Linked DNA regions of Homo sapiens: region 1 is linked to region 2. A link is an interaction called in ENCODE POLR2A ChIA-PET data of the cell type or tissue named here. Cell type or tissue: MCF 10A. All regions are shown on one strand. Each heading gives the region's core, and the rest is flanking DNA. Links, peaks and the distances in the headings are about the cores only. Region 1 overlaps ENAH (ENAH actin regulator). Region 2 holds the start of LOC124904527 (a long non-coding RNA gene).

Region 1 (12,009 bases), core at 1,837-9,836, 210 kb after region 2:
GGTTTTTGCCATAGCTTGCTTCTGCGCTGCCATTTTGGAACCAGATATTTCACAGTTCCTCTTGTTCTGGTTACAAATTTATGAGTCACAGCAGGAGACTTTAACTTACTTCTGTTAGTAACTGATGGAACAGGCAGTCAGAAAAAAAGGTCTGTAAGAATGTATAGAAGGTTTGAACAATACAATTACCTCCCTAGCCTAATTGACATATATACCACATACCTTTGAAATGTACGTCACAATTTCAAAATTGTATATATGCTTGGCCCTAAAGAAAGTGTCAACAAATTTCAAAGGATTAAAATCATACAAAGTGTATGGTCACAGCAGAATTAATCTAGAAATAAGATAATAGAGAATCCCATAGGTGTAGGTGTTAAGAAATACCTTTCTGAATAGTCCATGAGTCCGAGAAGAAATCACGATGAAATAAGAAAAATTGGTTGAGCTGAATAATGATGAACATGCCACATATTAACACTAATAGAATGCAACTAAACTTGTGATTAAAATGAAATTTAGAGGCTAAAATGTTTATCTTGAAAAAGAAGTATTGTTGACTTTTCAGCCAGAACTCAGGATGCATCTCAAGAAATTAAATAATAGGCCATTAAAGCCATATAGAATATTAATAGAAAGAGGGTAACAATAAAGATAAGAGCAGAAACAGGCCAGGCGCAGTGGCTTACGCCTGTAATCCCAGCACTTTGGGAGGCCGAGGTGGGCAGATCACGAGGTCAGGAGATCAAGACCTTCCTGGCTAACATGGTGAAACTCTGTCTCTACTAAAAATACAAAAAATTAGCCGGGTGTGTTGGCGGGCGCCTGTAGTCCCAGCTACTCGGGAGGCTGAGGCAGGAGAATGGCGTGAACCTGGGAGGCGGAGTTTGCAGTGAGCCGAGATCGCGCCACTGCACTCCAGCCTGGGCGACAGAGCGAGACTCCATCTCAAAAAAAAAAAAAAAAAAAAAAAAGGCAGAAATTAATGCAGTAGAAAGCAAACACACTAAGGAGGAGAGGTTTGTCTCTAAAGTCCTTGTGAGGGACAGCTCTTGAAAAAAAAAATGGTTTAACCATTATGAAGAAAGAAGGGACATCACTGTGAATCTTACAGACATTTAAGTGATTAAGGAGATATTTTGAGCTACTTTATTTTAGTAATTTTGAAAATGTAGATGTAGAAATTCCTACGAAAACACTTTAAAGAAATTAAGACTATCATTAAAAGAAGTAAAAGGAAGAAAACTTTGTTTAGCTGGCTCTACTGGTGGTGTTCTTTTCAACCAATCCTTTAAAGAACACCAGTATTACGTACTTTTTTCCAGAGAATACAAAAAGAGGATGCCTATCTTTTTGTCAACTCTACAGTGCCAATTCATTTTAAGTCCAGCATTACTTTGGTATCAAAACCTGGTATGAATACAATAGAGAGGAAATTACAGGTTAATCTCACTCATAAAAGTACATGTAAAAATTTCAAACAGAGCAATATCAAACAAAAATCTAGAGATTTATAAAAATTGATATATGAGGACCAAGATTGTTTATCCTAGGAATGTAAGGTTGGTTTAATACTAGAAAATCATCAGTGTAACTTACTGCATAAAAACAGAAAAACCAGTCACCTCAAGAGATGTTGGGGAGGACTTGATAAAATGCAGTATTCAATCATGATGGAAACCCTTAGCTGTCAAGTAGTAGGGTTTTTCCCCAGATAAAAGATATCAATAAAATTATTACATGAAAAGTCATTTATTTATTTATATATTTATTTATTTTTTGAGACAGAGTGTCACTCTGTTGCCCAGGCTGGAGTGCAGTGGCAGAGTCTCAGCTCACTGCAACCTCTGCTTCCTGGGTTCAAGTGATTCTTCTGCCTCAGCCTCCCAAGTAGCTGGGATTACAGGCACATGCCACCACGCCTGGCTAAGTTTTGTATTTTTAGTAGAGACGGGGTTTCACCATGTTGGCCAGGCTGGTCTTGAACTCCTGACGTCAAGTGATCCACCTGCCTTGGCCTCCCAAAGTGCTGGAATTACAGGCATGATCCACCTGCCTGGTGTGAAAGATCATACTTTTAACGGTTTAATTGAGAAAGCTTTCCTTCTAAAATCAGAAAATAAAGATACTTGTTATGAACACTTTTTTTCAGCATTGTATTGTTATTTCTAGCCAGTGTATGGAGATAAATACATTGTGAATGGATTGGAAAGGAAGAAATAAAGCTGTCCATTGCCGATCACATGATTGTGTATTTAGAGGAAAAAACCTTAATGTAAATTATTAGGAATATTAGAAGATTCTAATACTTAGAACTCGATTAATAATAGAAAATAATAAATCTAATGAAAGATCCTCAAGACCCCTATAAAGATACTTAAGAGCCTCCTCAGATTGATATGTTAGCTTTCATGCAACCTCAAAGTCCCCAAAATTTCTTTGGTAGAAACTGATAATCAGAATGTAAAACTAGCTGCACACAAAGGACTGAGAAGAGCCAAAGCAATTTTGAAGAATGAAACAGGAAGACACACTCTAATGGTCATCTAGATTTCGTATAAAGCTACAACAGTTAAGACATTGTAGAGTTGGCAAAAAGGCATATTGATCTGTAGGTGAAAATAGAGCCTTATAGACACTTGATTTATGTGCTGCAGGCAAACCTGCAGCACAGTGATAGTGCTGGATCATTTGGACAGCCATATTGAAACAAATAGCAAACTTGATCCCTACCTCACACCATAGGCACAGATCAATTCCAGTTGGATTGGGGATAGAAATATGAAAGGTAAAATAATAAAGCTTCTACAAGATAATATGGGACAATATTTTCATGACCTTGTGATTGAGAAACATTTGTTAAACAGGGCACTAAAGCAGTAACTATAAAGGAAAAGATTGCTAATTTGAACAGAATCAAAGTGAAGAACTTACATCCATCAAGACACCGTTAAGAGTGAAAAGGCGATTCATAGAATGGCATAAGATATATGCATCACAGATAACCAACAATGATATCATATCTAGAATATATAAAGGGCTTAGAAATCAAAGAAGAAAAAAGTTGACAACTCAGGAGAAAAATGGACAAGAGACTTAATTCAAGCAGATATTCACAAAAAGAGACATCTAGATACCTAATAAAAATCAGGGAAATGCAAACTAAAACTGCAGTGATAAAGCATTCATACCCACCAGAATTGCTAAAATAAAGACTGACAGTACCAGTTGTAATGTTGCATAGTATGTAGAAGTAGCACAAGCTCTTGTATACTCTTGTGGAAATGTAAATTACTAGAACCAATTTGGAAAGCTACTTGGAATTTTCTACTAGAGCTGAACATACACATGTCCTGTGATATTTCCACTCCTGGGTATATGCCCAACAAAAATGAATGCTTGTTTGTACCAAAAGACATGCAGTAGAAAGTTCATAACATCGCAATTTTTAATAGCCCAAACTGCAAATAATCCAATTGTTCATTAATGGGAGAATGGTTAAATAAATATGATTTATACAAACGACTACCATAGAGCAGTGAAAATGAACAAACCACAGCTGCATGCAACAAGTGGATGGCTCTTACAATTTTGAGGATAAGAGAGCAGATACGTTTAATACATGTTGTATAACTCCATTTATATAAAATCCAAAAACCTACAAAACTCGATTAATAATAGGAAATAAATCTAATGAAAGATACTTAAGACCCCTATATAGATACTCAAGACCCTCCTCAGAATGATATGTTAGTTTTTGGATTTCATATAAATGTAGTAATTTATGATGTTAGAAGTGTGGCTAGTACCTTTTGGGAGGTGGGAGGAGTTAAGAAGAGGGGCTTCTGGTGTTGCTGTTTGATTTCTTAATCAGGGTACTGACTTCATGTGAACATTCAGAGAGATACACTCTTAGGTTGTGTATACTTTTTTGTATTTGTAAAACTTCAGCAAACAAGTTAAAATATATTTAATGAGGAAAATTTTTTTTTGTTTTGCTGATTTACTTTTTTTTTTTTTGAGACAGAGTCTCGCTCTATCGCCCAGGCTGGAGTGCAGTGGTGTGATCTTGGCTCCCTGCTAACTCTGCCTCCTGGATTCACGCCATTTTCTTGCCTCAGCCTCCCGAGTAGCTGGGACTACAGGCACCCGCCACTGCGCCTGGCTAATTTTTTGTATTTTTAGTAGAGATGGGGTTTCACCGTGTTAGCCAGGATGGTCTCAATCTCCTGACCTCATGATCTGCCTGCCTCGAGCCCTCCCAAAGTGCTGGGATTACAGGCGTGAGCCACCGTGCCCGGCTGATTTACTGTTTTATGGCAGACCTTTGTAATCAGCGAAAAGCTTAACTTCTATCAGACTGATATTTGTGTAGATTTTACCCAGATAATTGTTTAAGCAATTTTTGCCAAGGTCTGTTAGGAACACATTTGAATGAATATATACAATCAGCATTTGTTGACATCCTTGATTTTGCCAATTATTGGTTTGACTTTATAAAGAATTATTATTTTTTAGGTCGTGATAAACTGTGCCATTCCTAAAGGGTTGAAGTACAATCAAGCTACACAGACCTTCCACCAGTGGCGAGATGCTAGACAGGTGTATGGTCTCAACTTTGGCAGCAAAGAGGATGCCAATGTCTTCGCAAGTGCCATGATGCATGCCTTAGAAGTGTTAAATTCACAGGAAACAGGTAAGGTGCCCATGGTTTATTTGTATTTTCTTTCTTTTTCCAGAGACAAAGCAAAACTGAAGATTTACTTGTATTCTTGAACTGAAGTGCCATGTGTATGTTAAAACAAATGTTTGTTAACTTTTAGATCTTGTATATATTTGAAGTAGTTTTTGAATTTTTATTTTCTATAGAAATGTGAACTTTTTATTGATGATAAATGTATAATCTAGAAAGATAATCCTGTGAGTTTAGTTCTTTTTAATTCTGTAACCCTTTTATTTGAAGTATTTAGATGGGTTTCATCCTGCTTTAGAAACACTTCCGTTGCAAGTACATGAAGCCCAGAGAATATGCAGTGGATAGGAATTATGCTTATTTATCATCTTTGTGTAAAGAAACACATGTTTTCTGAAAGACATTTTTCAAAGCATGGACTTGAAGTAGGACTGGGTCTCCTTCCCAGTAGGTAAAAATGTGATTCTCGGTTTTTTTAAAGATTTTAGGAGTGCCCTCAGGTGGTATCAGTCATGAATTGCATCTCCTCTGATAGTGCATATTGGTTAGAAATATATATAGAAATCACTTTTTAAAAAAATCTCAATTTTTAAAAACTGTACATATGTCAAGGATAAGCTCAGTTTTGTCTTGGTTTAAAAAATAGAAAAATGTACCAGTGTGTGGTTATTTCTTTGAAGAGAGAGATTTTATAATCAGGAAATAATTGTTATACATGAAAACACAAATATGATTACTCTTGCCTATATTGTATATTTAGTAATGATTTTAATGATATAAATGTACTGTAAACAATATATATTTTAAGAGGAAAGAGTTGCAGTCAGATGAAAATTTGATACTTTGTTGAAAGTGTAGAATATCAAAATCTGTTCAAAATCTGTTATAAATACATTAAACAATGTATATGTTGCCTTATACTAAAAAGGGTTGAAGCATCTAGCTGGTGTGTTAGTCTGTCAAATACTAATTTCAGAGCAAGAAGACATTTTGGGATCTTGCAGAAACTTAAAGTTGTTATGCCTTTAGATGTTTTGTATCAGATCTTCTTTTGAGGAAATTAATATCAATACATAACTTATACATAGGTTGCATATTTTGTCTAGTTTGAGAAAATAAACCACTAGAACTTGGCCTGGTGTGTCTCTAAGTCCAGAAAATAGCATAGGAAAGTCTGTATAGTCTTGTATGTAGGTCATTTCTCTAAGTCTCTGTACTTCTCTCCTAGGTGTCAGTATTTTATTGGCATGCTATCATAGGTATAGAATTGCTTTTCATTTACTGTAGTTTTACCATAGGGAAGAAGCTAGAATTGTGATTCTTTTTTTTTTTTTCTTAATATCTTGTTGGATAGGTCAGTTATGTGATAAATAATTAAGGTACCAAAGTTTGGAGAGTAGACATTTGACTATCCCGTGTTTTAGAACAAACTAGCATTATTTTTATTTCTAAACTTTCAAAAGTGTATCCGTTGATATTAGAAACTAAATGTTACTGATATTAGGAACTTATATTGGAAACTAAATGTTCCTTTTTTAAAAGTAGTTAAAATTTTATTATTCCTCTTGTCATTGACTTTTGATTTTTAGTTTTTAGCCAAATGGAAAGGATTGTTTCTCTCAATGAGTAGTCATATGGTTTGATTTCAAAATGCAAATTTATTTATTTATTTTTTGAGACGGAGCCTAGCTCTGTTGCCCAGGCTGGAGTGCAGTGACGCGATCTTGGCTCACTGCAACCTCTGCCTCCCGGGTTCGAGTGATTCTCCCTCCTTAGCCTCCCAGGTAGCTGGGATTACCGGTGCTCACCACCACACCCAGCTAATTTTTGTATTTTTAATAGAGATGGCGTTTCACCATATTGGCCAGGCTGGTCTCAAACTTCTGACCTCAAGTGATCTGCCCACCTCGGCCTCCCAAAGTGCTGGGATTACAGGCATGAGCCACCGTGCACAGCCTTTTTTTAAATCTTGATCTTTTCAAATTAATGAATCTTAATGTGGAGAGACTCAATTACATTCTCTATTGTAAGGTAATAAGCATTAAGAAACAATGTTCCACATTATAGAAAGTTTGGCAAATAGGAAAATCGGCCATCATTTTACAAGCTACACAAGCATTTTAGTGTGGGAAAAAGGCTTCTTGTTAGATGATTTTGATACTTTATTCTCAGTCACAATCTCAACCACTCATACTAGGGGCTGAGGAAAGAGAGATAATGGTGGAAGAAATGAGTCCATCACAGCTGCCTCCTGGTATTGTGGATCAGTCACTGGCAAGGAAGCTTTTAGTTCTGTAGTTTTTCATCATGGAAAAAAAACCATATAGAATGGCTAAGTTCTAAATAGTCTGATTTACTTAGAAAATGACTGTTTTCATAAATTACTGTAGTTAAATACTATTTCTTATTTTTGATGGCCTTAATTAGTGTGGAAGTAGAAGCATGGGAGAGAGTAAGATGTTAAGAATCAGGGCCGGGCACGGTGGCTCACGCCTGTAATCCCAGCACTTTGGGAGGCTGAGGCGGGTGGATCACGAGGTCAGGAGATTGAGACCATCCTGGCTAACATGGTGAAACCCTGTCTCTACTAAAAAATACAAAAAAATTAGCCGGGCGTGGTGGCGGGCGCCTGTAGTCCCAGCTACTCGGGAGGCTGAGGCAGGAGAATGGTGTGAACCCGGGAGGCGGAGCTTGCAGTGAGCTGAGATCGTGCCACTGCTCTCCAGCCTGGGCGACTGAGCAAGACTCTGTCTCAAAAAAAAAAAAAAAAAAAAGAATCAGGAGTGTTCTTGGGAATAGATATAATTTCTTACGCAGATTCTCCAGTGTAGAAAAGGTATGTACCCTACCCCAACATTATATGGGCCACCTCCCCTTTATCTAAACAAACATACCCAATAATGTCACCTCTCAGTTTGATCATACCCTGCCAAAAATCTTTGCTTTGGATTCACAGCCAATTGGCTGCTGAAATCATCTACTGTCTTTCTTCCAAAACCAAGTTGAAAAAGCTTAACTTACATCTCCCTTCCCTTTACAAACTGTAGCCTGATAAAACTGATGAGAAGCAGAACAAACTTATTGATAAAGCAACTACAAATATTAGTCTTGCCTGTTTCTTAATGTTTTACCACTTGTTAAAACATTTTTCCATATTAAACATTTCTGTTTGTATTTTTATTTATTAGGTGCTAATATCAATATTATCCACTGTTGTCATCGGCTAATCCTTCTCAGTGATTTTCAGACTTTAAAAAGTTATGGACATTTTTGTGCAAATGAGATCTTTGGTAGTTCAGTGTATAAATGGACAGAAAATATGGAGCTTCTCTGATTGATATAGGGTTCCGGATCCGCAACCACTGAGATGCCTCCATGGTTCTCTAGAACTGAATTTGAAAATTACTAGCTCACGTTTTGTGCTAAAACCAATAATCACATAATTTTCCTTTCCTCTTCTTCCGTGTCCCCTACGTCCTCAAATTTTTTAAATTTATAAAAAACAGCTTTCTGGGGGGCTAGTCATACCAACCTTTACAAGGTGCTCTGTGTGTTTGTGTGATATTTCCTTTTTTTAATGAAAATGGTGGGTGGCAGAAATGTTTTCCTTTATTTTGTTTTTAACTTGGTATGCAATTATCTAATATACTGGAAAGTACAGAAGGTGCTAAATACAGTGAGTTATATTTGGAAGTTAAAAAAACACAAATCACATGTTCTAACATTTTTGAAAAAGAGCTGAATTAGTGCTCTTCCTTTTATACCAAATGCTACAGTGTATTTTTTCCTTTCTCCATGGAAATGGATTCAATTTTAAATGGGTGTATTACCTAAAGTGATATTTTTGATTTCTCTATTATTTATCCAGTACATTTATAGATTTTTATAGGTAATAGTTATGGATTATATAAACTACAAAGTTAATTTTTGTGATAATTGGTGGAGGCAAATTTGCCCAACTTTTATTTTCTTAAAAGGTTTAAATCATTTGAAAATAGGAAATAATTTTTAAATCCAAAAAAAAGAAAATTATATGCATAACCAGTAAGATTATCCCACTGCTTTTGTTCTCAGCCAAGATGAAGCATGCCTTTTCAAAAAGAACACCCCAAAATAAGTATTTTACCATTATCTAAAAGACTACTTTTGCTGGGTTTTATTTTTTAATCTATTGAACATGAGAACATGGTCAAAAGTCATACCTTCCTTATGGTTGAAATTTTCTAGAGGTTTTATAATATTGAGATTTCATTTTTTAATGATAATTTGGCCTGACATACCTTCCAGTATGTACATTTGTATGAGTTTTATCACAGCATTTAAAAATCTCTTTATGTTTGGAATTAATAGGATTAAAAAAATCTCAGTAGTTTCTAGAAATACTTTATAGTGACAGTTTTGTTTTTTAGTCTTCCAGATTGTTGATATTAATGCAAACAATATTAAGCTTATATCACAAAAATATTTTCAGTAAAGCGTATTTTTTATAAACTGTGTTAGGCACTGGGAATAATACAAAAATGATAAATAAAGCCTGTCCCTTGCCTGATGTCACAGTCGGGCTACAGCTGCCAGAAACAAGGCCAGCAAAATTAGGATACAGCTTGCGAATGTAGTGTGAAGAAAGGCCTTCGGAATACCAAAGAAAATTCTAGGGTCAGGGAAAGCTTTGAAGAGAAGGTGATGTTTCAGCTATGTTTGAAGAATGGGGAGGGCTCATCAGTGATAGAACATTCTAGATAGGTTTGGAAGCATGAGAGCATGGAGCAATTGGGAAATAACAAATATGCCATGATGTGGCTTGGACATGAGAATTTATGTGGTGGGGGTCAGGAGCAGGGCATCCCAAGAGATAAGGTTGGGAAGGGCCTAGTGCTGACGAGTGTGCATGTTATCATGGAGGTGGTGAAGAGTCATTGAAGGATGCTAAATAAAGGATTGATATGATCAAGTTTGTGCTTTAGGACAAGTGTGGTGAGCATGCAAGTTTACAAGCATGAAGATCAATTCAGGACACTGTTGTAATAATACCGGTGAGAAAGATGAGGCCTGAACTGACAAAGTAGAGAGAGGAGAGGAGCAGAATGAAGAGGAGGTGACCAGCTTTCATTTAGTGCTGGCTATACCTGCCACGGCAGTGTTCTAGCTTTCTACCTTTGTCCTCACATAGAAATTAAAGCCATTCTGAGGCAGGAATAATGATCTATTTATTGGTCACCTTCTGTGTGCTTGGTCTTAATCTGGCGTATACATAACCAATCATCTTTATAACAACCCTACAAGGTTGGTGGTATTATCCTTGTTTTAGAAATGAGATTGGCACTTACAGAAGGTCACTACTGTAGTGATGCGAGGACCCACAGCTAGACAGTGGCATTAGTGGCTTTTGTACCGAGGTCTTAGAACTCAACCTCTTTTCTCTTTGTCAGTAAGATGTAATGGGCAGGCCGGGAAGGAGAGAACAGTGTTTTAAAATGATGACCAGGTGTGTCAGTTTGGGCCCCCGGTAAAGATGGTCCTGTTAACCAGAGACAGAGTGAAAGAGGATGGAAGAGGAAATACTGTGCTGCAGATAACACATTTGGTTCTGGATATACTCCATTTGCGGTTCTTTATTAATGCTTTCATGAAATCTTAAAAATTTGGACCTGAAAAGAATCCCAAAGATAACCCTGGACAAAGTTTTTTAGTTTAGCTTTCCGAAACAACTAATCTTATTGGAGAATTAACATTTTGAACCCTATAAAACCTATCTGTTTGGCCAGGTGCGGTGGCATACACCTGTAATCCCAGCACTTAGGGAGGCCGAGGCGGGTGCATCACTTGAGACCAGGAGTTCGAGACCAGCCTGGCTGATATGGTGAAACCTCATCTCTACTAAAAACGCAAAAATTAGCTGGGCGTGGTGGCGGGCACCTGTAGTCCCAATTACTCGGGAGGCCGATGCAGGAGAATTGCTTGAACCCGGGAGGCGGAGGTTGCAGTGAGCTGAGATCGTGCCACTGCACTCCAGCCTGGGTGACAAGAGTAAAAACTCTGCCTCAAAAAAAAAAAAAAAAAATCTGTTCACTAAGTATTAAGTGAGTAACAGGTTTGGGGATTGGGTAGGTGGGGACAGTCTTTTCGTAGGTCTGCCTGCTCTACTTTCTTCTCATACTTACCTCTCACAGTCCTCCCTTTTGTGAATCACAGTAATGTGAGGTTAATATGTCTGTTGTCACTCCCAATTTCCAATTAGAAAGGTTGACATGGAGAGCTGGGATTTCCCCAGGCTGTCCATACCTAGAAAGGGAGGCACAAAGGGGATTGGGTTTTCGAGCCTTCAGGCCATTTATTTTTACTGCGTTTGTCTGGCCTTCAGTTCAAGATCTTCAAAGCATTTTTAAAAACGCCTTTGAGGGAAGTCAGTTTAGAGTGAGAAATTAGGAAAGCAAAAATTTGAATTTACTTTTAGTTTTGTGTTTTTAAGTAAACTGTTAAGGTCTTTATTGTGATTTAGTAGAAAGAACTTGAGTTTAGAGTCAAAAGACTCTAGTTCTGTCTCTCCCTCTGGTGCTTTCTCTAAAGCTATTTCCTAATTTATAAAATGTGAGTCATGAGAATATTTATGTCAGGATATCATGGGAATTAAACAAGGCAAAGGCATAGTATTAAACTAGAAAATGTTATTTTGAATGCTAATGTCCAAAAAAAAAAAAGAAAATGAAAATTCTATATGGATTAACTTAGAGGAAAAAAAAAAAGTAGGCTTTCAAATTTTCTCCAACATCTGCTTTGTCTTAACTGCCCGGTAAAGACATATCTTTTGGGTGTTTTCTTTTTTTCTATAGACAAATTAATTCATCCATCATTTGAGTGCATCTGTATGCCAGCGCAAATTAGACACAAGTCTTGTCCTCACAGATCTTCTTTCTCCTCTTACAGGGGAGGTAAGGCACAACCATAACACACAAGAGAAACCCTGTCTGAGGACAGATAACATACTGTATTGGGTGTGTGAAGGGGACGAGCCGCCTTCTCACTGGAGCAGCCGGGAACATATTAGTGACAAGCTGACTTTCAGGTCTGGATTTTGAAAGTTGGACATACTGTAGGCATGGGAAGATGAGGGGGAAAGACATATCAGGCCTGAGGAATAGCATACCTGTACAAAAAGTGGGAAGAATGAGCTGTGTTTGTAGAGCAGGGAATTGTTTGGCCTGGTGGGAATAAATTCAGAAAGGTAGGTGATCAAGAAGGGCGTTTGAGACCTTTGGGTGATAGAGATTCAGTGTAAGTTTTCAAGCAAGAGTGATAATGTGAGTAAAGCTGTACTC
Region 2 (12,009 bases), core at 2,702-10,701:
GTGTAACTAGTAGAAATACAGAAGCTAGATCGGTAAAGCAGAGCCTGGGTGCAGGGTCAAAACCAAAAGCCCTTGCACTTTTCCTTATGTTCACCACCTCCCGCGATTGTGTTCATGTCTTTGCCTCCCATTCCTGATCCCATTTCTGATCCCATTTCCCATCCCATTTCCACTGTATCTACCCTCTCACCCCAAAGTTGCTTTCATGGGTTCACCAGCTGACTATTATATTACCCACTCCAGCAGACATCTCTCAATCCTTTGTGACTAGATTATTCAGCTGTATTTGAGGCCACTGGCCACCCTCTAATCCCGAAAACTTCCCAGACCCCTGGCTTTTTTGGCCCCATTCTTTCTCGCTCCTCTCTGACTTCTGCTCTGGCTCTGTCCTGACCTCCTCTGCCTCCCCTGGTTCTTCAGGATTGGGATCCCAAGACACCAGCCTCTGGTTTTCACCTTCTCTAGTTCTTCCTGGACAATACCCTTTGAGTTTTAACCCCAACCTCCATGCTATGAGGCTCCTGGATTCCTACTTCGTCCAGGCTTCTTCCCTGAGCTTCAGATTCATATATCCCACTGCCTACCAGGTCCACAGCTAACCCCAGAGTTGAATTGTGGAAGGTGAAAACAATTTCTCACCAAATCAAAATTTCTAAGCTGTAAATGTGATGTCTCTTTAAAAAAAAACAACCTATTTTATTATTACTGTTGGCAAATTATTAGTAACATGCATATTCAACCACCAGAATTCAGTTAACTGTGTATGGCAGACCTTTTATAGGCCAGTCATTGTGCTGGGCAAGGCAATTTACAAGCTAGTGAGGTCAGGGGCAGAGATAATAAGGCAAGTTCACAAATGCCAATAGCTGAAGCTGGAGAGCGCGTCAAAGCGAGGGAGGGAGCAGTCTAATCCCTGAGGCTTGGCAGTACCTGTGTTCACTTCCCCTCCCTTTACATCCTGTTCTGTATCTTCCCAAAGGTCTGCGGAGGCATGCAAGAGGAGGAAAGTTTGGTGGTTGTTAAGATAAAGAGGAGTGACTGTTTTTGAACTCTTTCTTTTGCTTAAGTTTTGGTGCCTCTTTGTTTTCCTCAGTTGTCTTCTAAAAACAATCAGCACTGTAGCTGCTTTAGACTAAGAACATATATAGGTCCTTAAATGGATTCTTATATTAATAATCATAGTACTAGTCCGAAGTGCTGCTGGCTTGCCAGGAATGTGTGTCATGTTTATTTTCACTTATTAAATATTTATTGACCCCGCTATATGCCAGGAGTGAAAGAAGACATTGTTCCTCTTGTACTTCCCAAGTTTCATGGATTCAATGCAAGGCAGACAGGGTAAAACAAACCTGGTAAGAGAAGCCAACCAAGAAACCGGTTTGCCCAGGAGGTTGTGTCCCAGATAGGGAGGGAAGGAAACCTGAGGGAGTCCTGACACCAACGTGGGTCTGGGGCAGCTTTGATTCAGTGTCCAGTGGAGGGCAGTGGTGTGCAGACAGTCACACAGAGACAGCCATCCCGGAGGGCTGACTCCAGCCTTTCTGGAAGGAAATGGTCGCCCATTCAGTACATCAGTACATACACCCAGCTTAGCTGAAATCATGTTGGTGGACTTGTTTACCTTTTGCTCAATCTCAACACTTCCTTTCACAAGGGCTCTCATTTGATTACCAGGAATCTCCAATCCAGTTTAATTTATTAATTCCTTACTGAGCACCTAATCCGGGCCTGTCACCCTACCAGGGGTGCTACAATGACTACAAAGATATGCACAAGAAGCTTACAAGTAATGAAAGCAGGGGAGGGTGCAGGGATTAGGCAAGTTTACAAATAATCAAAACTGAAGGCAGAAATAAGCATGGATGAAGCACCTACCATAACAGGGCACAGTACACTGGGGTTTCAGAGAGGCCTGACCATTTCCTACCCTCATAGCTGTTTGGGGAAATCAGGAAGTAAACCAATTACAAGATAGAACAATATAAAGTGTCACTGTATGAAATGCCGAAAAATGTTCTTCCTTGTGTATGTGTGGGAGCAGCCCAGAGCTGACCCCTAGGGACCCACATTCAGCACTCCCTAGGGGATTCCGATCAGAAGCCCTGGAGCAAGGATTGCAGCTGGGGTGGGGGCCGGGGCTGAGAACAGTGGGGAGGGAAGGGCAAAGAAGGCAGGGATAGAAGTCAACCTAAGAAGGTTGGGCATGGTGGCTCACACCTGTAATCCCAGCACTTGGGAGGCCTAGGTGGGTGGATCACTTGAGGCCAGGAGTTCAAGACCAGCCTGACAAACATGGTGAAACCCCGTCTCTACTAAAAATACAAAACTTAGCCAGGTGTGGTGGCGTGCACCTGTAATCCCAGCTACTCTTGGGAGGCTGAGGCACGAAAATTGCTTGAACTTGGGGGGCAGAGGTTGCAGTGAGCTGTGATCACACCACTGTATTCCAGCCTGGGTGACACAGCAAGACTCCATCTAGGAAAAAAAAAAAAAAAGAAGTCAACCTAAGAAATATAGCCCCTCCAAGGGGGCTCAAGGGACCTCTAGACCAAAGACTGTACTAGCACCCTCATGCCACCCCTACCTACTAAGGCATCCCCCAGGGACATCTCAGAGTTCCTGGAGGCTTCTGTCACTGCCCCAGTTGCACCCCACTCCAAGAATGTGATCATTTCTATACTTTGGGTAGGTAATGATCCCTTTTAGGTGAAACAGATTTCAAGCCGAACAAACACCTTCAAAAAACAACAGAGGAAAAAAAATCTTGGTTTTTTTTCCCAAGGACGTTGAGAGAAAACAGGCTCAGATGGAACCTTGGGTATCGCAAAGGCCACCCTCAATGCTGCCTCCTCTGGGGGAAGCTGGGTCAGGCCAGGTCACACCCTGTCCAACCTCAGCTGCTGGCTGTTCTAGAGACCAGAGGCCAAAGGTGGGGGCACTGAGATTCCTGAGGTTCCTGGCTTGTCAGTTTCATCTGAAACTGATTAAAATGAAATGCAAACCCATATGGCTGGGAAGAAAAGGTCAAGATTTTGCCCCCACCTCCCACCTCCTCCCATCCCCTTCCCCTCCTCCCCTCCCTCCCTAGTCCTCAGCATGCAGCTCTCTGGCTGAATCCCATCACCGCTCCAATTTCCCCTTCACCCGGGCAGCCCCGCACTGAACAGAAACTCCGCAGAATGGCCCCATTGTAGACCAGACAAACCAAAATAGCAGCATCTTCTGTTCTCCGCCTTAGAGAGATTCACTTAAAATCCCGAAGTCCCAGATGTGGACGACAATGGAAGCTGTTGTTGCAAATTAGTGATCCTGGAACAGCTGAGAGGTAGGTTGTCGGAAAGCAGCCAGTATAGTGAGTTGGGCTGTGAAGAGAGAGAGAACAATTATGCAGTCACTCCATTAACCCAATTAGCAAACAGCGGCAGGAATTCTGTTAATTGACAAAGAAGCACGGTAGGGAAGGTGGGAAAGGGGGACAGCGACCTGGGTGGGGGTGCTGCAGGGGGAAGAGGGGTGTGATGGGGCTGGGGAGGGAAGAATTGCTGCTGGGATGAAAGGGCCAGGAATAAAACTTCAGCTAGGCTGGCGTGGTGGCTCACGCCTGTATTCCCAGCACTTCGGGAGGCCGAAGCGGGCAGATTACCTGAGGTCAGGAGTTCAAGACCAGCCTGACCAACATGAAGAAACCCCCATCTCTACTAAAAATACAAAAAATTAGCCGGGTGTAGTGGCACGCACCTGTAATCCCAGCTACTCGGGAGGCTGAGGCAGGAGAATTGCTTGAACCTGGGAGGTGGAGGTTGCAGTGAGCTGAGATTGTGCCATTGCACTCCAACCTGGGCAACAAGAGCGAAACTCTGTCTCAAAACAAAAACAACAACAACAAGAAAACTTCAGCTATTTCTATGCTGGCAAAAGTTATTTTTATCATTTTTTAAACGTTCTGTTTTTTTTTTAAACCATGCCCTGGAGCATTTGGATGAACAGTGTTTGCATTAATTAATAAATCAGATGACATCTCCACTCAGCAGAGGGCTTTGGTGTAGAAAAGCTCCCAGTGGCCTGCAGAATGGTGATTGCGGAATCTTGATTGATCACAGCTGTCATGTCATCAGTCATGCAGTCCAACATGGCGCAAAGGCTCACTTGGGTTTTGTGGAGGTTGTGGGGAGGACACAACATGAATAAGGTAATGTCTGCATATACCACTAGCTATAATAAGCTGTGTTTACGATCGAGTCCCAAAATTCTGCTGAGCCTCTGCTCAGGTTCATTGGGACTGGTTAATTGGGGGTGGCAATTAGGGAAAGCTGCAGAGAGGAGCTGGATTTGGGAAATAAAGGTCAGATGATGACTGATGGAATGGTCAGGCTTTCAGATACAAGGTGGGCATGAGAAAAGGCCCAGAAGACAAGCTTTTAGGAAGCAGATGCAGCCCTTCTCCAGGGGGAAGTTGGGGGTGGGAATATGGCAGAGATGTCTGAGATGACCGTTTGAGAAAGAAGGCACTGGAGTGGGCAGTGAGGACTGGAACATGGTGTGGAAGGTCCTCCCACCTCCCTGTCTCGACTTAATTTTTTTTAGAGGCAACAGGGTTAGGGACTGGCCTAGGAGCTTAGTGTGGCACCTGGGGCTGCAAGAGCCAGCATGCTGATAACCACAGCTTTCTCGCAGTAAGTAAAGGGAGAAAAGGGTTTGAGAACTATCAGAGCTCAGCGCCCTGAGCTGGGAACTGTGGGAGGACAGATGGAGAAGATAAGCCCAGAGAGGGGGGGTGAAATCATAACCAATTAGGTGTCTGTCCTGGATCCTTCTCGACTCAGACCTGAGAGCCACTGTTCCCAGCTCCCCTGGCTTATCACTCCATTATCACTTTCTCTACCCAATTTCTCTGCTTTGCTCTTATTCTCTTCTCACCTCATCCAGCTTTCCAGCCACTGTGAGAGAGAAAAATTGTAAAACATGTAAAGCTTTTGTTTGTAGTGCACAGATGAGGTGCACTGCATCTCTTGTTTGACCAGTTGCAAGGCTGGTGTGTCTGGTTGCTCAATCTCCAGCTATTTTGCTGCCTCTTACGATTGGTGCCCTGTCGTCAGGACGCAGGGCCCGGGAGGGCAGGCACTGGCCTTTGTGACCATAATACCTCTGACAGGACCATGCAGATAGTCCTGCTCAGTGGGTATTTACTGATGACCAAGATGACAACACATGGGGAAGATACCCACCCAAGTTTTAAGAAAATATTCTTTAATTGCTGACGGATAGAATTTCTGTATCCCCAGAGATGATGTCTCAGGGCATACGTGTTGAGATCTGTGGAACTGTCTGTGCGTAGGGGTGAGGGCTGGCTTGGCTTCTGGGCCTCCTCCTGGGTATGGGTCACCAACAGCCTCATGGGCACTACCTTTCTCCTCACATTCCAGTTTGAAACCACCCAGGCCCCTGGAAGCCCCTTTCTCTGCACAAGGCTGGGATCGTGTTTGTGCATGAACTGTTGGGTATTCTATACCCGCTCTGCGCCTCATCACACAATACCTCCCTGTTCTCAAAGCACCAGCCCAAAGTCACTCCAGCTTCTCAAGTTTCATAACTGCCCAGCAAACTGCACCTGGCCCTTCTTCCCCTGGGGCTGCAAGGTTGGAGGCCGAGTGGATGGCCGCCTGGTTTTCCCCACTCCCTGCTCAGACAAGTCCAGGCCCCCCAGGTGACTGGGGTTTTGGAGACTCATTCTTGTGCAAGTCAGAGAATGCTTCTGCGACTCAGGACATCTTTCAGGAGGAAGCTACCTCTTGTTCCGTGCAGGAAGAGGCTAATCAGGTCTCAGGCTCACCTGTGGGCAGAAGTAGGCAAGCTACTTTGGAGTGCAAGGAAGTAGGGATCAGCAGTGGCATGGTGCCCTGAGAGACCCCCAGCCCCGACCTAGAGAATTCCTGACATACCTCCCAGCTACGCTCAGCTGTGAGGCACACACTGAGCTCTAGGCCAGCCCTGACCTTGGAGCTTCCACCACAAGCACAAACAAGGCCTTTAAAAAGCTTCCTAACTTCCTGGGGCGGGGGTGGTTGGGGCCAGTGTGTTGATTGCCGTTGTGTCATTTTCTGGTGTGGTTCCAGGTGGCTGGCGCCACTGCTTCTCCTCCATCCAGATGCTGAGGCCAAGGGGGCTCAAGGGGGCAAGTTGCTTTGAAGCTCCCGGCGCTGACCTCTTGTGCCCCGTCTTGGTGTTGGGAAGCCTCACAGCTGTTCTGGGCCCGCAGAGCCTTCTCCTCGTTGACTTGGGGCTTTTTGGATCAGGATGTTGGTGAAGCAGAGTTTTGGCAAGAGCCTTGGCAGCTGCTGCCAGTAAAGAGGCTGAAGGAAGATAATTAGACCTGGTAATTGGTTGCTTTTTAGCGACTGTGGCTGGGAGAAGACACTGAAAAGCTGTCCTCCAGGACCAAGGCTAAACTGTCCCCATGCTAGGGGGAAATGCTGGACCCCAGCTAGTCCTGCATGTCTCGTCACATCTTACCTGACACATCTATCTGGCTGTGAAATGATTCTTGAATCCCATCCCACCCCCACAAAGCAGTGTGGGTTTACCTCGCCTGTGTTCATGCTCTGTTACACCCAAGCCTGGAACCAGGCATCTGAAAACTTTGAAACCAGAGGTAACCTTTAGATGGAGTTACTTAACTCTAGCTGCTCCAGAAAGATTCTGTGGGGCTTACTGTGAAGGACTTCATTAAAGGCTTTTGTTTTTGGACAGAGCTGACTCATCATTTCCCCAAGATAAGTTTGCTTCTGGGCAGTTTCCAGGCTCCCATCTCTCCAGTTGGCCATTTTGCCAGACCAGATGGCTCATATTAGATCTCAATTTACAACTTGCCACCCCTTGTGGGCATGTGTTCTGGATTCGTCCCAGCCTGAGCAGCTGATTCACTCGGATGTTCTGGGAAGCCCTTACCGTTTGATTCCACTTCACCGTAGATGCCGTCCATGGGTCTGATTTCCAGTTTCTGTGTGAATCCTGCTGACCTAAACCCTGACACAGAAGTGTAGCCCTGGGAGCCTAAAGATGGACCTCGGGCGGGGTCCCCAGCAGCTCTGCATTGGGTCCTTGAGAGGGGCACTGCCTTAGGGAGGGCTGATCACTCAAAGTCTATGAAAGGATGGACTAGATTGGAATCAAGAATCTGCTTTTGTGGCTATGTAATATCTTAGAGAAAAGCAGAAGAAAGAATGGAGGACCAGTTTGAGTTCTGCGATTTTAGGTTTAAACAGGTGGCCTTTCTGCTGGCGTCCCCTCCTGACCAGTTATCCATGCATTTGTTCAGATGCATGAATAGATGGTTATTGAGCATATACTCTGTGCCAAATGTAATGCCTAGGGCTCAGGAATAAGGATCAAAGGACAGTTCTTGCCTTCAAGGGACTTACTGACTGATGTCTGAGATAGGCAGGTGCTCACAACAAAGTGAAAGTTGGTATAGTGCAGTGATCAAGAATGCAGACTCCGGAACCAGACTGGCTGGATTCATATTCCTGCTCTGCCGCTTACGAGCAGTGTACCTTTGGGCATATTTCCTAACTGCTACATGCACCAGTTTCGTCATCTAGAGAATGGGAATAATATTGATACCTACCTCAGTAGACTTCAATTACTTAGAACTGTGCCTGGGAATAGTGAGGATGGTATACACTGGGGAAATTTTTAAAGCTATAGGCCAGGCACAGTGGCTCATGCCTATAATCCCAGCACTTTAGGAGGCTGAAGCAGGAGGACTGCTTGAGCCCAGGAGTTTGAGACCAGCCTGGGCAACATAGCAAGACCCCATCTTTACAAAAAATAAAAATTAACCTGACATGGTGGCATTTGCCTGTAGTCCTAGCTATTTGGGAGGTTGAGGTGGGAGGATCGTTTAAGCCCAGGAAATAGAGGCTGCAATGAGCTGTGATTGTACCACTGGACTCCAACATGGTCAATAGCGAGAACTGTCTCAATAAAGTAAAATTGCCTTGGCGTGGTGGATCACACCTGTAATCTTAACACTTTGAGAGGCTAATGTGGGAGGATTGCTTGAGCCCAGGAGTTCGAGACCAGCCTGGGCAACATAACGAGACCCTGTCTCTACAAAAAATAAAATAATAAGCTGGGCGCAGTGGCTCATGCCTATAATCCCAGCACTTTGGGAGGCTGAGGTGGGCGGACCACGAGGTCAGGAGATCAAGACCATCCTGGCTAACACGGTGAAACCCCATCTCTACTAAAAATACAAAAAATTAGCCGGGCGTGGTGGCGGGCGTCTGTAGTCCCAGCTACTAGGGAGACTGAGGCAGGAGAATGGCGTGAACCCGGGAGGCGGAGCCTGCAGTGAGCCGAGATTGCGCCACTGCACTCCAGCCTGGGCAACAGAGCATGACTCCATCTCAAAAATAATAATAAAATAAAATAATTAGCCAGGCATGGTGGCACACACCTGTGGTCTCAGTTCTTCGGGAGGTTGAGGTGGGAGAATTGCTTGAGCCTGGCAGGTAGAGGCTGCAGTGAGCCAGGATCATGCTGTGTACTGGTCTCACAGAGTGAGACCCTGTCTCTAAAATAAAATAAAACAAAACAAAGCTACAGCTCCACAGGGAGCAAAGGACTTAAGAGGAAGGAAGGGGTCGTATAGAAATCCCAGGAATCTGGGATTCTGGCATTTATAACCAGGAAAGCTGAATTTGAGTTTAGAGTCCACTACAATATATTTATTTGATTTTGAATAATTACAACCTTGATTTGCTCCTTGGTAAGGTAGAAATAGTAATATCTTCCTTTCCAACCTCATTGGGAAAAAAGAGAGAAACCAAAATTTGTATCTATTATGTACCATATGGTTTTATTCTGAGAATTGAGAGAAATAACATATTTTAAGTGTATGTAAATTTTTTTTTTTTTGAGATGGAGTCTCACTCTGTTGCCCAGGCTGGAGTGCAGTGGCGTGATCTTGGCTCACTGCGAGCTCCACCTCCCGGGTTCACACCATTCTCCTGCCTCAGCCTCCTGAGTAGCTGGGACTGTAAGCACCTGCCACCACGCCCGGCTAATTTTTTCGTATTTTTAGTAGAGATGGGGTTTCACCGTGTTAGCTGGTATGGTCTCGATCTCCTGACCTAGTGATCCACCCGCCTCAGCCTCCTAAAATGCTGGGACTACAGGCGTGAGCCACCGTGCCCGGCCAAGTGTATGTAAATTTTAAAAATGCATTGTAAACTGTAAAGTGAACCACAGGATAATCATGATTTTCTCCCTGTTCCTCCTGTCCCCCAGGTTGAGCATGTGGATAACTGAGAGATGATGAAAAAGGCAGGCACTCTGGGCTGACTTTCATTATAAATAGTAGGTACAGCTGTGGTACTGTTTTGCCTCCATGCGATTCTCCATGTTTTCCATGTTATTTAGTTCCTGATTACTAAAGCTTTGAGGTACCAGAGGAGGCTGGTGATTTCCTTTAGAAAGAGGAACTGGGAGCAGCAAGAATCATAGTGAGATGTGCTGAGCTTTTCAGAGGAAAAGTTCATGGATGATGCATCTGACGTGATGAGCACAAACATTTCCCAGCGCAGACCCAGGTCCTTCCAGGTCTGAAGGAGCTGAGTTCCCAGCTCCTGTGAGCCTCACTGTGTCTCAGGGCTTCTGAAAGGCAGGTCCTGCATATAGTGCAAGCTTATAAATGGAAGTGAGTGAGGGGGATGGCAGGTGTGATGGGGATGCCAGCCTTGCTGTTTTCTCACAATCACAAGGAGCTTTCACTTGTCTGGGAGACTTCTTGGCAAGGTTGCAGAGCTCACCACCAAGATTAAAGGCCGGCTGGCCAGGCAATGGTAGAGGGGAGGAGGAAGTCTGCAACAGGACGAGCAGGCAGCATTTGGGCCTGTTTGGGAGACTGGCCAACAATAACGGGATTACCATCCGCTGCCCTGATATCTGCCAGGAAATTGTGAGATGAAATTTCAAGGACCCTACCACAGAGTCAGAGAGTGTGTGGGATGACTTGGCTAAAAGCAAGAATCCTTGGGGAAAAAGGTCCAGTTTCCTGGTGTTCCATTTGTCTGTTTGCAGAACGGAAGCTCTGCCAATTCCCTGGCTCTCTTCTCAGCCTCTCCCAGGCCTCTGACAACCCTAGACTCTAAGGTTGAGAAGGGAACTACCTCGGAGACTTTTATCCAACTCTCAATAAATGGAGGAAAACAGCCATGACCCTGCTTGACGACTTAACCAATCTGAGCCTCAATATTCTCAGCTCATCTTACAAGGCTCTTATGAGGAGCAGTTGAAACAATGCATGTGGAAATTCTTTGTAAAGTGCTTTAAATGGGGCCGGGGGCAGTGGCTCACGCCTGTAATCCCAGCTTTGGGAGGCCGAGGCAGGCAGATCACCTGAGGTCAGCAGTTTGAAACCAGTCTGGCCAATATGGTTAAACCCCATCTCTATTAAAACTGCAAAAATTAGCTGGCCTGTGGTGGCACAAGCCTGTAATCCCAGCTACTCAGGAGGCTGAGGCAGGAGAATCGCTTGAACCTGGGAGGTGGAGATTGCAGTGAGCCAAGATCGTGCCACTGCACTCCAGCCTGGGCCACAGAGGGAGACCATGTCTCAAAAAATAATTAAAAAAAAAAAAAAAAAAAAAAAAAAAGGCCAAGCATGGTGGGCTCACGCCTGTAATCCCAGCACTTTGGGAGGCTGAGGTGGGCGGATCACCTGAGATTAGGAGTTCAAGACCAGCCTGGCCGACATGGTGAAACCCCCATCTCTACTAAAAATACAAAAATTAGCCGGGCTTGGTGGTGCGGGCCTATAATCCCAGCTTCTCAGGAGGCTGAGGCAGGAGAATCACTTGAACTTGGGAGTCAGAGGTTGCAGTGAGCTGAGATCATGCCATTGCATTCCAGCCTGGGCTTTGTAAGAGTTTGTCTCAAAAAAAAAAAAAAAAAGGTGCTGTAAATGGAAGGAATTGCTCCAGGTATAGAATCAAAGGCCCCGAGGGTAAGAGGAGCCAGCGGAGCCTTTGGGCCTGGCTGTCCAGTTCTGCCAAGTTCTACTGAAGACAGAGAGAAGGGATCTTTCCCAAGGACCTTCTTTCTGGCTCTGTCAAATATGAGCCTCCCAGGGTCTCATTGGTGTTCTGGGTTCCTTAACAAAAAGGAGTTTGCAAAGATCACAGAGCTGACTGGTTTTCTTCTCTGGACAATGTTTACTGTGACTGCCTCTCTCTCCCGCCCCCACCACTGAACAGCATGGCAGCTTCCCAGTCCAGGGACCCGTGGGGGCCCTGTTTGCAGCAGGATTTGTGTTAATAGCACGACAGTGTCTTTACCTTTTATCTAGCAAGAGTGAGTAATCTGTTTGGGATATTTAACAAAAACCAGACATTACCTCACTGGTGTCTTATCCAGAGCTGCTCTAGTCTTCCCATTAATTCCAGCAATTCGGGGTCTTTTGCCACGTTAAGCAGTATGGGGAGAAATCCATGGACTCTTTTTCTCTGGATAAAGGGAGCCACAGAAGGCACACATTTGAAAAGCCCTATTCTAGTATTTGTATTCAGAGCTGTTCTTTTTCTCAGTAAATGTCTGTTTTCTTCATTCTGAGAACACGGTAGAGGGATTAACCTCAGCCCATCCCCCAAACCATCCTGACTTGAATCCAGTTTCTCTGGCTGCCTCTTCCCTAAAGGTTATGAAGACTTTTATGTGTGAATTTCCAGACCTCAGAGGGAAGCACCAGTGTGGTTCCTGGGAACTATCGGCAGCCGACAGACCACCTCCTCTGAGGTGGATGGCTATTTTCCAACAGAAGTGTCAGAGACAATGACTTAAGTGGTCATATGCTTTGTAAGCAGCTGCCAGTGGTATAGACTGAAGCAGGCGTCGCCTGTCTCCCAGGTGCAGAAAAGCCTTCCTGCTTCCTGAAGAAGGACCTGCTGATCAGTCAGTAGTGGAATCACCCATGGGTCATCATCACATAGGAAGGACAGCAATTGTAAT

What was found. ChIA-PET counts read pairs that join two places held together with the same protein. Peaks named below come from ENCODE experiments on the same cell type or tissue, not always from the same donor. Only the 100,000 strongest peaks of a DNase experiment are listed, where the experiment ranks them.
Region 1: POLR2A ChIA-PET joins it to region 2 with 10 read pairs; 6 of 35 experiments call an interaction of 5 or more read pairs at or near these places.

Annotation. Positions count from the first base shown.
Region 1 is chr1:225,547,593-225,559,601 of GRCh38, reverse strand. ENAH (ENAH actin regulator) reads left to right here. Exons shown (of 14, transcript NM_018212.6): 3 at 4,519-4,696. Among named protein-coding and RNA genes, the nearest start is that of LINC02765, 86 kb to the right of the region's middle. RefSeq lists an enhancer at 10,110-10,609. In MCF 10A, for the core only: a CTCF peak has its summit at 5,197 (motif pointing left); a DNase peak (open chromatin) is centred at 5,181.
Region 2 is chr1:225,761,955-225,773,963 of GRCh38, reverse strand. LOC124904527 (a long non-coding RNA gene) reads left to right here and starts at 9,216. Exons shown (of 2, transcript XR_007066905.1): 1 at 9,216-9,360; 2 at 10,084-10,660. RefSeq lists enhancers at 4,699-4,868, 5,781-7,276 and a silencer at 5,486-5,657. In MCF 10A, for the core only: no CTCF peak of the experiment used is centred there; DNase peaks (open chromatin) are centred at 5,673, 6,063, 6,813, 9,953 and 1 weaker place.